2 separate regions of the Homo sapiens genome follow, and region 1 is linked to region 2. Evidence: chromatin loops called from intact Hi-C (ENCODE). Cell type or tissue: IMR-90. All regions are shown on one strand. Region 1 overlaps GABRB1 (gamma-aminobutyric acid type A receptor subunit beta1). Region 2 overlaps GABRB1 (gamma-aminobutyric acid type A receptor subunit beta1).

Region 1 (5,000 bases), 58 kb before region 2:
GCCTGAGCTAAATTGCAAATTAAAAACTAACATTAAACTTTTCTCATTACTGGAAGAGAGACAAAAATCCAAATTACTAAATCCATGAAAACTTTTTCTATGGTATGCAAATGGGTAATCTTGTTCTTTGACTTACTGGATATACCAGTAGGAGCTGAGTAAGAGATTCATGTATTAATGTCTTTCTGCTTTAATGGTTTCTACTCTCAGCCAAAGACATTTCCTTCCTCCACAGACTAATAAACATGTTACAACTTCCCTGAAGCCTATATAAATGACACCAGGGACATCACTTTGAGTAGGTTGAAGTGCATGCATTGTCTTATTTGAATGATTCATTGGGAGTTTATCATACATGATTTTTATTTTAATATTTTATATAAGTATATTGTGATATTTCTAATACAGTTCTATTTCTGCTTGCACCCTTCAGTGACTCTCCATTGTCTGCAGGATAGAGTCCATGTTTCCATATAAAGCCTTCTCTACCTTTCTACATTTATTTCCTGCCCTTCCTTGACAAGCCCCCTGTGCTCCTGCTACGCCAGAACACTTCAAGTCCCCTAATGTAATGTGTGTATGTTGTATTCAACTGTGCTAAAAAGACAAGAAAAAAATAAAAAACTGTATAAAACCTATAAGAAATATTGAGCTTAGATAGTAAGTAAACCTGTAGCTTATGAGGTATAGGTAAAATTCATAGGATAATTAAGCATGGATAATGAGTAAGCAAGTACCTTGTGAAACAAAGGCAGAATTCATATGATGTGTTCAATGTAGACAATAAATTAATAACATGTGACATGCCAAAGAAAAAATTAAATAGAAAAATATGATTGCACAAACAAGAATGTTACTTACAGATAGAAAGATCAAAGTCTTAATCATCAATTGATAACTATGATGCCCCCAAACATGGCCACCCATTAGCAACACCCTAAAGGACCAATTCTGACCCCGCATGTGCTCTTCCCAATAAATACAAGTAAAACTCATGGCTGGGGGATTTGTTGCCAAGACACAGCTGGGTTTAAACTACATCTTTCCCTACACCGCATTGGCCCAGAGTATGTTCTGTGAGCTATGTTTCTTGAACCTCAACTCTGGTCCTCATAATCACACTATCATTGGGAAAGTCTGAGGTGAGAGAAAGAGAGAGAGAGAGAGATGTATGAACATTGCATACCCCAGAATTCAGGTGCTGAGGTTCTTATACCAGGTTGCACCCTATCATAAATGTAGCTTTCCCCGTATCTTTCCCTTTGGTTCTGTGTTTTAATTTGATTTACTATATCACATGATTCAAGTATTTTAATTTTGTCCATGAGCCTTTCTGTTCTATGGTGCTATGGGAAGTTTGCATGTTAGTACGCCTAGAAGCTATTAAGGCATCAATATAACTTCTTCTATGACACCTGATCCTATCAGGGTTTTTTTCACATATTTCTGCAAATGTTTTCTTCTCTCTACCTAGAATGCCATTCCCCCATACCTTTCCAGTGAATAATTATTTATCCTTTAAAACCCAGATCATGCTGGTCTACTTTTAAAGTCTTTATCTCTGCTGTTTGTTTCACCACTGTACTTTGTGTTAGACAGCATCTAAAATGGATTTCAATGATCCTCACTTTCTGATATTCACATCAATGTGTAATTCCCTTCCTTTGAGTTTGTTTGGACTTACTTCATATGGATAGCATATAGCACAAGTGATACAATGTCATGTCTCGATCAGGTTTTAAAAAGCCTGACTTCTAGCCAGCTGGCCCTTTCTTGCTATTTTTCACTTGCTCTGATGGAAGCCAGTTGAGAGTTTCCCTATGGACATGCCTATATGACAAGAAACTGAGAGAGGTCTCCAACTGCCAGCAAGATACTGAGATTCTCAGCTCAACAGCATGTGAGGAACTTAACCCTACCAACAACCTTGTAAATGAGCTTGAGTATGACTCATCACTCAGTGGAGCTTTCAGATATGACCACAGTCCCAGCCAGCAACTTGATTGCAACCTTGTGAAAGGGCTTGAGGCAGAGGCACTAAACTACATCAAGCCCAGTTTGTTGGCTCGCAAAATCTGTGAAATAACGCATTTGTTGTTTTAAGCACTAATTTTTGGAGTAATTTGTTATGCAGCAGTAGATAGGCAATAAATCAGCATATACTCATCTAGTGTCGCACTAATCACAGAACACTGGTGTAGTATGTCTGCACCACCCACAAGATTGTTAGCACCTTGAACCTTGAGAACAGGGCTTATTACTATTATTATTATTATTATTATTATTATTGTTATTATTAAGATGGAGTCTCACTCTGTCGCCCAGGCTGGAGTGCAGTGGCGCGATCTCGGCTCACTGCAACCTCTGCCTCCTGGGTTCAAGTGATTCTCCTGCCTCAGCCTCCCAAGTAGCTGGGACTACAGGTACCTGCCACCACACCTAGCTAATTTTTTGTATTTTTAGTAGAGACTGGGTTTCACCACATTAGCCAGGATGGTCTTGATTTCCTGACCTCATGATCCGCCCGCCTCAGCCTCCCAAAATGCTGGGATTACAGGTGTGAGCCACCATGCCCAGCCAGGGCTTCTATCTTAATAATGTTTTCCTAAGGTCTAGCAGCTCCTGTAATGAATTAAGTCTATGACTGGGATGTTTAGTGATTTGGAGGCACCTTGTGGTAAGTCATTTAATCATCATCATCATCATAGCAAATGTTTATTGAATCCTAGTCTTTCAAGGCAATTTTCAAATGCTTTATAGGTGTTATTTTACTTAATTACTAAAATTATCACAACTGAGAAAAGAGGAAACTGAGTCCAGAGAAGTCAGGTAACTTGCCCAACGTCAACAGCTGATGGAGCCTGGCTATGGAGACAAGCGGTCTACCCAGAGTTCACATTCTTAACCACAAAGATTACATCCATATCCTATACTTCTAATAGTATATACATCTTATGTACATCTTATATTTTTAAAATATATTTACTAGCATGGCACCTTATTGTAAAGATGATCAATATAGATGAGTGAACAAGTGAAGAAATCAGCACAAGCCTCTTTTTTTTTTGGCCTGAGTTTGTTTTTTGCTTCTGAGCCAGGGAGACATGCGTATCAGCAACAGAGGAATTTTTTGACTCTTCCCTGAGGATCCATTATTATCTGTGATGATGTGAAACAGAGACCATCAGTCCACAGAGACCCTTTCAATTCCCCATGCTGTCTGAGTGAAAACTAAAGGAATGCCACATTTTCAAAAGCCTTTATTTGTGCCAGTTTTTGTTTCCGTTTTGAACCTATTATTTTAAATGAACTCACTCAGAAAGGAAAAAGTGCATTATCTCTTTGAAATCAGATCCAACTGACACAGTAATCTCATTACATCATAGTTGTAGTCAAACCTGAAATAGTAGTAATTACAAATTGAAATTGTTATTAGGGGTGGGGAAGATTTTTCATAGATTATAACAAACCAAATGATGTGAACCTACACCCATTTGTCCTCAACCTTCAGCCTGGATTCTGGGAAAATTAGTCTAACTCCACCAAACAGAATTTCTTTTTCTATTTGGTATTTGATTTGATTTCTGCTCACCATGGCAAATTGGTCACACACTAAAATAGTATTGGAAGGAGCATGGTCTTCCAATTAGCTGATTTAACTGCCAAAATTATACTGGTGTACTGGATGAGTGATGGAAACCCATGCATGACATAAGATGCTTTATTGGCCTTACCTCCCTGTATGTATAGCCTGGGATGATAAATTAAATCATAACAAGATATAAACTACCTGAAAACCTAACTTCATTAATGTCTTAACCATTTTTAGCCTTGGACTTTTATAACCATTACATTAAACTATGTTATGGCATTTCATTACCCATAAGTAGAAATAACATGGCAAAGAATATTGGGAACTTTTGGAGAATGTGATTCAGGACACTTCTAAGTTGTGCCAAGAGTAAGAAAAGCTAATAAATGAGGTACAGGATCTGCAAAAGCAGTGAGAAATGCTGACTCTTCACAATTCACAACAAATGCTACTTCACAATTTTGCCTAGAAGTAGATTTCTATAGCATATGTGGGGATAGGATGGAAACTTACTGTCTAGATTAGTTAGATTCAAATTAATGAAATGCAGTTGTGGACTGATACAGTTTGGCTATGTCTCCACCCAGATCTCAACTTGAATTCCCAAGTGTTGTGGAAGGCACCCAGTGGGAGGTAATTGAATCATGGGGGCAGGTCTTTCCATTGCTGTTCTCATGATAGTAAGTCTCCTGAGATCTGATGGTTATTGTAAGAGGGAGTTTTCCTGCACAAGCTCTCTTCTCTTGTGTGCCACCACATGAGGCATGACTTTCACTTTCCACCATGATTGTGAGGCCTCCTCCACCACATGGAAATGTAAGTCCAACATTAGTATGCCTTTATCAGCAGCATAAAAACAGACTAATACAGTAATTGGTACCAGTAGAGTGGGGCATTCCTAGAAAATACACTCGAAAATGTGGAACTGACTTTGGAACTGGGTAACAGGCAGGGATTGGGACAGTTTGGAGGGCTCAGAAGAAGACAGAAAAATGTGGGAAAGTTTGGAATTTCCTAGAGACTTGTTGAATAGCTTTGACCAAAAGCCTGATAGCGATATGGACAATAAGGTGCAGACTGAGGTGATGTCAGAAGGAGATGAGGTACTTTTTGGGAACTGGATAAAAGGTGACTCTTGTTATGTTTTAGCAAAGATACTGGCGGCATTTTGCCCCTGCCCTAGAGATCGGTGGAACTGTGAACTCCAGCAAAATGATTTAGGGTATCTGGTGGAAGAAATCTCCAAGCAGCAAAGCATTCAAAAGGTGACTTGGGTTCTGGTAAAGGCATTCAGTTTCATAAGGGAAGCAGAGCATAAAAGTTTAGAAAATTTGCAGCCTGACAATGTGATGGAAAAGAAAAACCCATTTTCTGAGGAGAAATTCAAGCTGGCTGCAGAAATTTGCAT
Region 2 (5,000 bases):
GACTGTCAGCTTCTTAGGGGCTGTTGCTTTAGATTATATTACTAAAGTGCTTTGGTTGATAGTATAGAGCATAATAAAGGAAAGCAATTTCTCAGAGAATAATCATGGAATTTGAAGGCTGAGAACCTGAAATTTGAAGGCTCACTGAGGGATCATTAACCCTGTCTTCTAATTCTGGATATGATATGTCAAAGAGTGGTAGCAAAGGTGAGCAACTCAGAATACTGCTAGACCTGGCTAATGGAGAAATTGATGGTTGGGTTCACAATACTGTGTACTTCAAAATTCTTCCCTGCTGTCTTCTCTGGGGCAAGTCAACAATTAGTTGTAGAATATGAGAAAGGAACTGTGTTCGGGTATAAAAAGATTCCTAAACAGGTTTACCATATATTGTCATGTGCCATCATGATATTATATGGTTAGAGTACTGGAAGCTGGGTTTCTGCTTTTGTAATGAAAATGTCCTGATGACCTGAATATTCAAAGGTTATTGTTTTTAGTTTGGAGGAAACAATACCAAAACATATAGAAAGTCATGTATAACTAGGTTACAAAATCAAACTTACTGAATCTTTTTTACATGACCACCTATTGCATTCAGCAATGAATATCAACACAAGCGCTATAACTCATGCTTGGATTTACATTTTTTTAAAAAAAATCTTAAGTGTCAGTGGGGTGTCTCCAACCAATCTGTTACTGGCACATTTTTTTGTTTTGTTTTGTGTGTGTGTTTTTTTGTTTTTTGTTTTTTGTTTTTGACAGAGTCTTGCTCTATCCCCCAGGCTGGAGTGCTGTGGCACAGTCTCAGCTCACTCTAACCCCTGCCTCCCAGGTTCAAGCGATTCTCATGCCTCAGCCTCCCAAGTAGCTGGGACTACAGGTGTGCACCACCACGCCCAGCTAATTTTTGTATTTTTAGTAGAGACGGAGTTTCACCATGTTGGCTAGGCTGGTCTCAAACTCCTGACTTCAGGTGATCCGCCTGCCTCAGCCTCCCAAAGTGCTGGGATTACAGCCGTGAGCCACTATGCCTGGCAGCATTCTTTTACGTAACTCTCAGTCTGTAAAATGTTTTTCAGTGCCTGGCGAAGCATTTATCTACACTATTAAAATCTATGTCTAATGTGTCTTCCCTCTTTCCTGAACAATTGAATATTCTCTCTTGAAGACATAGTTTTTAGAATTGGCATCAAATAATCAGAAATGTTAGGTTAATTATTTCATTAATCCATTCAACAAGTACTTATAGGCTGGGTGGGCCCTTGGCACTATGCTAAGATGACAACAGAGAGCAAAAGTTAAGAGGGCCCCTATCCTCCCTAATGGAGTTTTCAAGCAGTAAAGGAGATAGGCACTTGTCAAAGACTTACACCAATAAAGGTAAAATTGCTATGAAATAGTGAATTGGCAGAATTGGACTAAGGAGGTAAAGAGAGTTTTTTTGAGATTGTGTCTATTGCTTAGAAATCTAAAGGATGAGTACAGAGTTAACTAGGCAAAGAGGAGTTGAAAGTGCCTTCCAGGTAAGGAAAACATCAAGTTGAAGACCCTGTGGTAGGAAGGATCTTGGTAAGCATAAGGGATGAAAATAAATCTAATGTGGTTGTAGTAATAAGATACAAAAGACCATGGTGTGAGTTGAAATTGGAAATGTAGGTATAAGTTGAGCATTCCTAATCCAAAAATTCAAAATCCAAAATGCTCTAAAATCTGAAACTTTTTAAGCACCAACATGATGCCACAAGTAGAAAATGTTACTCCGGACCTCATGTCACTGGTTATAGTCGAAATACAGGAACACAATAGTTTATTCAGCATCCCAAAGGGAAAAAAAGACCCTTCCAGCTCCTTCTGCTGTGATTTATTTTTTCTGCACATGCCCAGATTCCCCCAAACAAGCACACCCACAATGCATAATAAAATGGCATGTGTGCAGACCAGACATGCCAACAGCAGTTTTCCCACAATGCCCCACATGAGGCCACAAACCTACATGTATTACTCACTGTGTATTTTTTGCTTATTCTTTGTTCTGTGGTATAAAGATATTGTTGAAAATGGCAAAAAAAAAAGGCCTGCAGATACCCCTATCAATAACAGTGAGAAGAAAAAGAGAAAGAATTTGTTTGTTTATAGCACAGAAAGCCAAGCTGTTGGAGAAACTGGGCAGCACTGTAAGTGTGAAACATCCTTCAGGAGAGTAAGGCATTGGAAGGACCACCACATATGACCTGAAGACACAGAAGAAACTGTTGAAGTTCTATGATAAAAGAGATGAATAGGAGTTAATGAAAAATAGAAAACTCTACATAAAACTAAAAATGAAGATCTTGACTGTGTATTGAAAAAGTCGATTTGTCAGCATGGAAGGTGAACATATGCCAATTAATGGGATACTGATCATGAAACAATCAAGTATCTATTATGATGAACCTGGATTGAAAGAAACTGTGACTATTCAACAGGCTGATTGCAGAAATTTAAGAAAAGACATGGCATTAATTTTCAAGATTTGTGGTAATAAGGCATCTGGTAATCATGAAGCAGTGGAGAAATTCATTGATGAATGTGCCAACATCATTGCTGATGAAAATCTGATGCCAGAACAAGTCTATAATGCTGATGAAACATTACTATTTCAGCATTATTGCCCCAGAAAGACACTGACTTCAGCTGATAAGAAAGTCCCTACAGGAATTTAGAATCAAAGACAAAATAACTGTGCTGGCCCGTGCCAATGCTATAGGCAGGTATAAGTGTAAACTTGCTGTGATTGGAAAGTTTGCATCCTTGCTGTTTTCAAACAGTGAATTTCTTACTAGTCCATTATTTTACAAAAAGGCATGGATGACCAGGGGCATCTTCTCTGATTGGTTTTGTAAACATTTTGTACCAGCAGCCTCATGCTCACTGCAGGGAAGCTGGACTGGAGGATGAGTGTAACATCTTGTTATTCTTTGACAACTGTTCTGCTCAACCTCCAGCTGAAATTCTCATCAAAAATAACGTTTATGGCAGGGCGCCGGTGACTCACTCCTGTAATCCCAGTACTCTGGGAGGCTGAGGCGGGTGGATCACTCGAGGTCAGGAGTTCGTGACCAGCCTGGCCAACATGGCAAAATCCTGTCTCTACTAAACATAAAAAAATTAGCCAGGTGTGGTGGAGCTCGACTGTAATCCCAGCTACTTGGGAACCTGAGGCATGAGACTTGCTCCAACCCAGGAGGTAGAGATTGCAATGAGTCGAGATCACGCCACTGCACTGCTGCCTGGGTGACAGCAAAACTCCATCTCACAGATAATAATAATAATAATAATTAATAATAATAATAATGTTTATGCCATGTATTTCCCCCAAATGTGACTTCATTAATTCAGCCACATGACCAGGGTATCCTTATTTTATATTGAAGAGCAAATATAAAAACACTTTCTTGAACAGCATGCTTGCAGCAGTGAACAGAAGTGTGAGTATAGAAGGTTTTCAAAGCAACGTAGCATGAAGAATGCCGTATATGCTGTTGCCAACCCTTGGAACATAGTAACTAAAGACACAGTTCTGCCTTCGTGGCACAATCTCTGGCCTATGATTATGTTAAGTAATGCTGATGAACAAAGTGTTAAGTTTGAAAGATCCCATATGTCAAGTGAAAAAAAAATGATGTCTGACTTGCTTACATTTGCAAATATATATATTTTTAGAGTCCATTATAAGCTGAAAAATGTGGATATTGAAGTTTTTAACGTAATTATGAGGCTTCAGTTGTTCATTCATTGACCAATGGTGAAATAGCCAAAATGGTTCTAAATCAAGGTGACTGTGATAATAATGACAATGAAGATGATGTTAACACTACAGAAAAAGTGTTACAGACAACAGGGTAAAAATGTGTGATGGGCTTATTGAAGGACTAGATTAGCATGCATTCATAATAGAACAAGAAATCATATCAGTTATAAAAATCAAAGAAAGACTTCTAACATAAAAATCATTGTTAATGAGGCAAATGACTCTGGAGAAAACGTTTTAAAAAGCCATCCAACAGAATGCCTCCTCCTTCTTAAAAGACCTACTTCCTGGTCCCTAGCTTTCTTCTTGTATTTCTCCTCACCTGACAGAAAAACACAGTAACCTTTTAATCAAAACACGGTATTGTAGGTGGAGGCTGTCCTGTTTGTTGCTGTTGTTCATCAACTGATGCAGGTATTCTGGTGATGTTATCATGCTGTTCAGTTACCCTGAACACATTATTTTTAATTGTATTAATGGTACACCATTTTCTACTAAGTACTTAGGTGTGAATAAATATAAGAAAATGATTGCTTGTTGCAGCATATAAACTCAGAGTCAGGAATGATGGTGATGCCAAAAAACCACGAATTGCCCACATTGGTGGCTAAGATAGTGACACCTTTGCTTTCTGATGGTTCAATGTATATCAACTTTGTTTTATGCACAAAATGATTTAAAATATTGCATAAAATTACCTCCAGCATGTATGTATATGGTATATATGAAACACAAATGGATTTTGTGTTTAGGCTTGGGTTCCCTCCCCTAGATATTTCATTATGTATGAAAATATTCCAAAATCTGAAAAATTCCAAAATCTGAAACACTTCTGGTTCCAAACAATTCAAATAAGGGATACTCAACTTGTAGAGGACTGACCCTCCAGATTTTGTAGAAGTTTTGTCTTTATCCTAGAATAGTGGAGCATTGAAGATTTTGAACTAGGGGAAGGATAGTTAATATGATAAGATTTGTGTTTTCAGAAATCACTCTAGCTGTGGTATGGAAAATGGATTGACTCCGATAAATTAAAGAAAACCATTGTGAAGACTGTCAGAATGGACCAGGAAGAAATAATGCTAGCTTGGACCAGGTGGAAATGGAAAGAAGTAGATGAATTCCAGGGAGAGGTAAAAGGTGAACTAGATGAGACTTGGTAAAGTATACAATATGAATAAGCAAGAGAGAAATAAAGAATTGCTCA

The links. A loop is a pair of places that touch in the nucleus more often than their neighbours do. Peaks named below come from ENCODE experiments on the same cell type or tissue, not always from the same donor. Only the 100,000 strongest peaks of a DNase experiment are listed, where the experiment ranks them.
Region 1: a loop joins it to region 2, with 14 times the contacts of the local background. A loop is called at or near these places in 1 of 110 quality-filtered maps.

The regions. Positions count from the first base shown.
Region 1 is chr4:47,285,983-47,290,982 of GRCh38, forward strand. The region is part of intron 4 of GABRB1 (gamma-aminobutyric acid type A receptor subunit beta1); the gene reads left to right. Among named protein-coding and RNA genes, the nearest start is that of COMMD8, 180 kb to the right of the region's middle. In IMR-90, no CTCF peak of the experiment used is centred here; a DNase peak (open chromatin) is centred at 1,949.
Region 2 is chr4:47,343,983-47,348,982 of GRCh38, forward strand. The region is part of intron 5 of GABRB1 (gamma-aminobutyric acid type A receptor subunit beta1); the gene reads left to right. Among named protein-coding and RNA genes, the nearest start is that of COMMD8, 120 kb to the right of the region's middle. In IMR-90, no CTCF peak of the experiment used is centred here; a DNase peak (open chromatin) is centred at 2,999.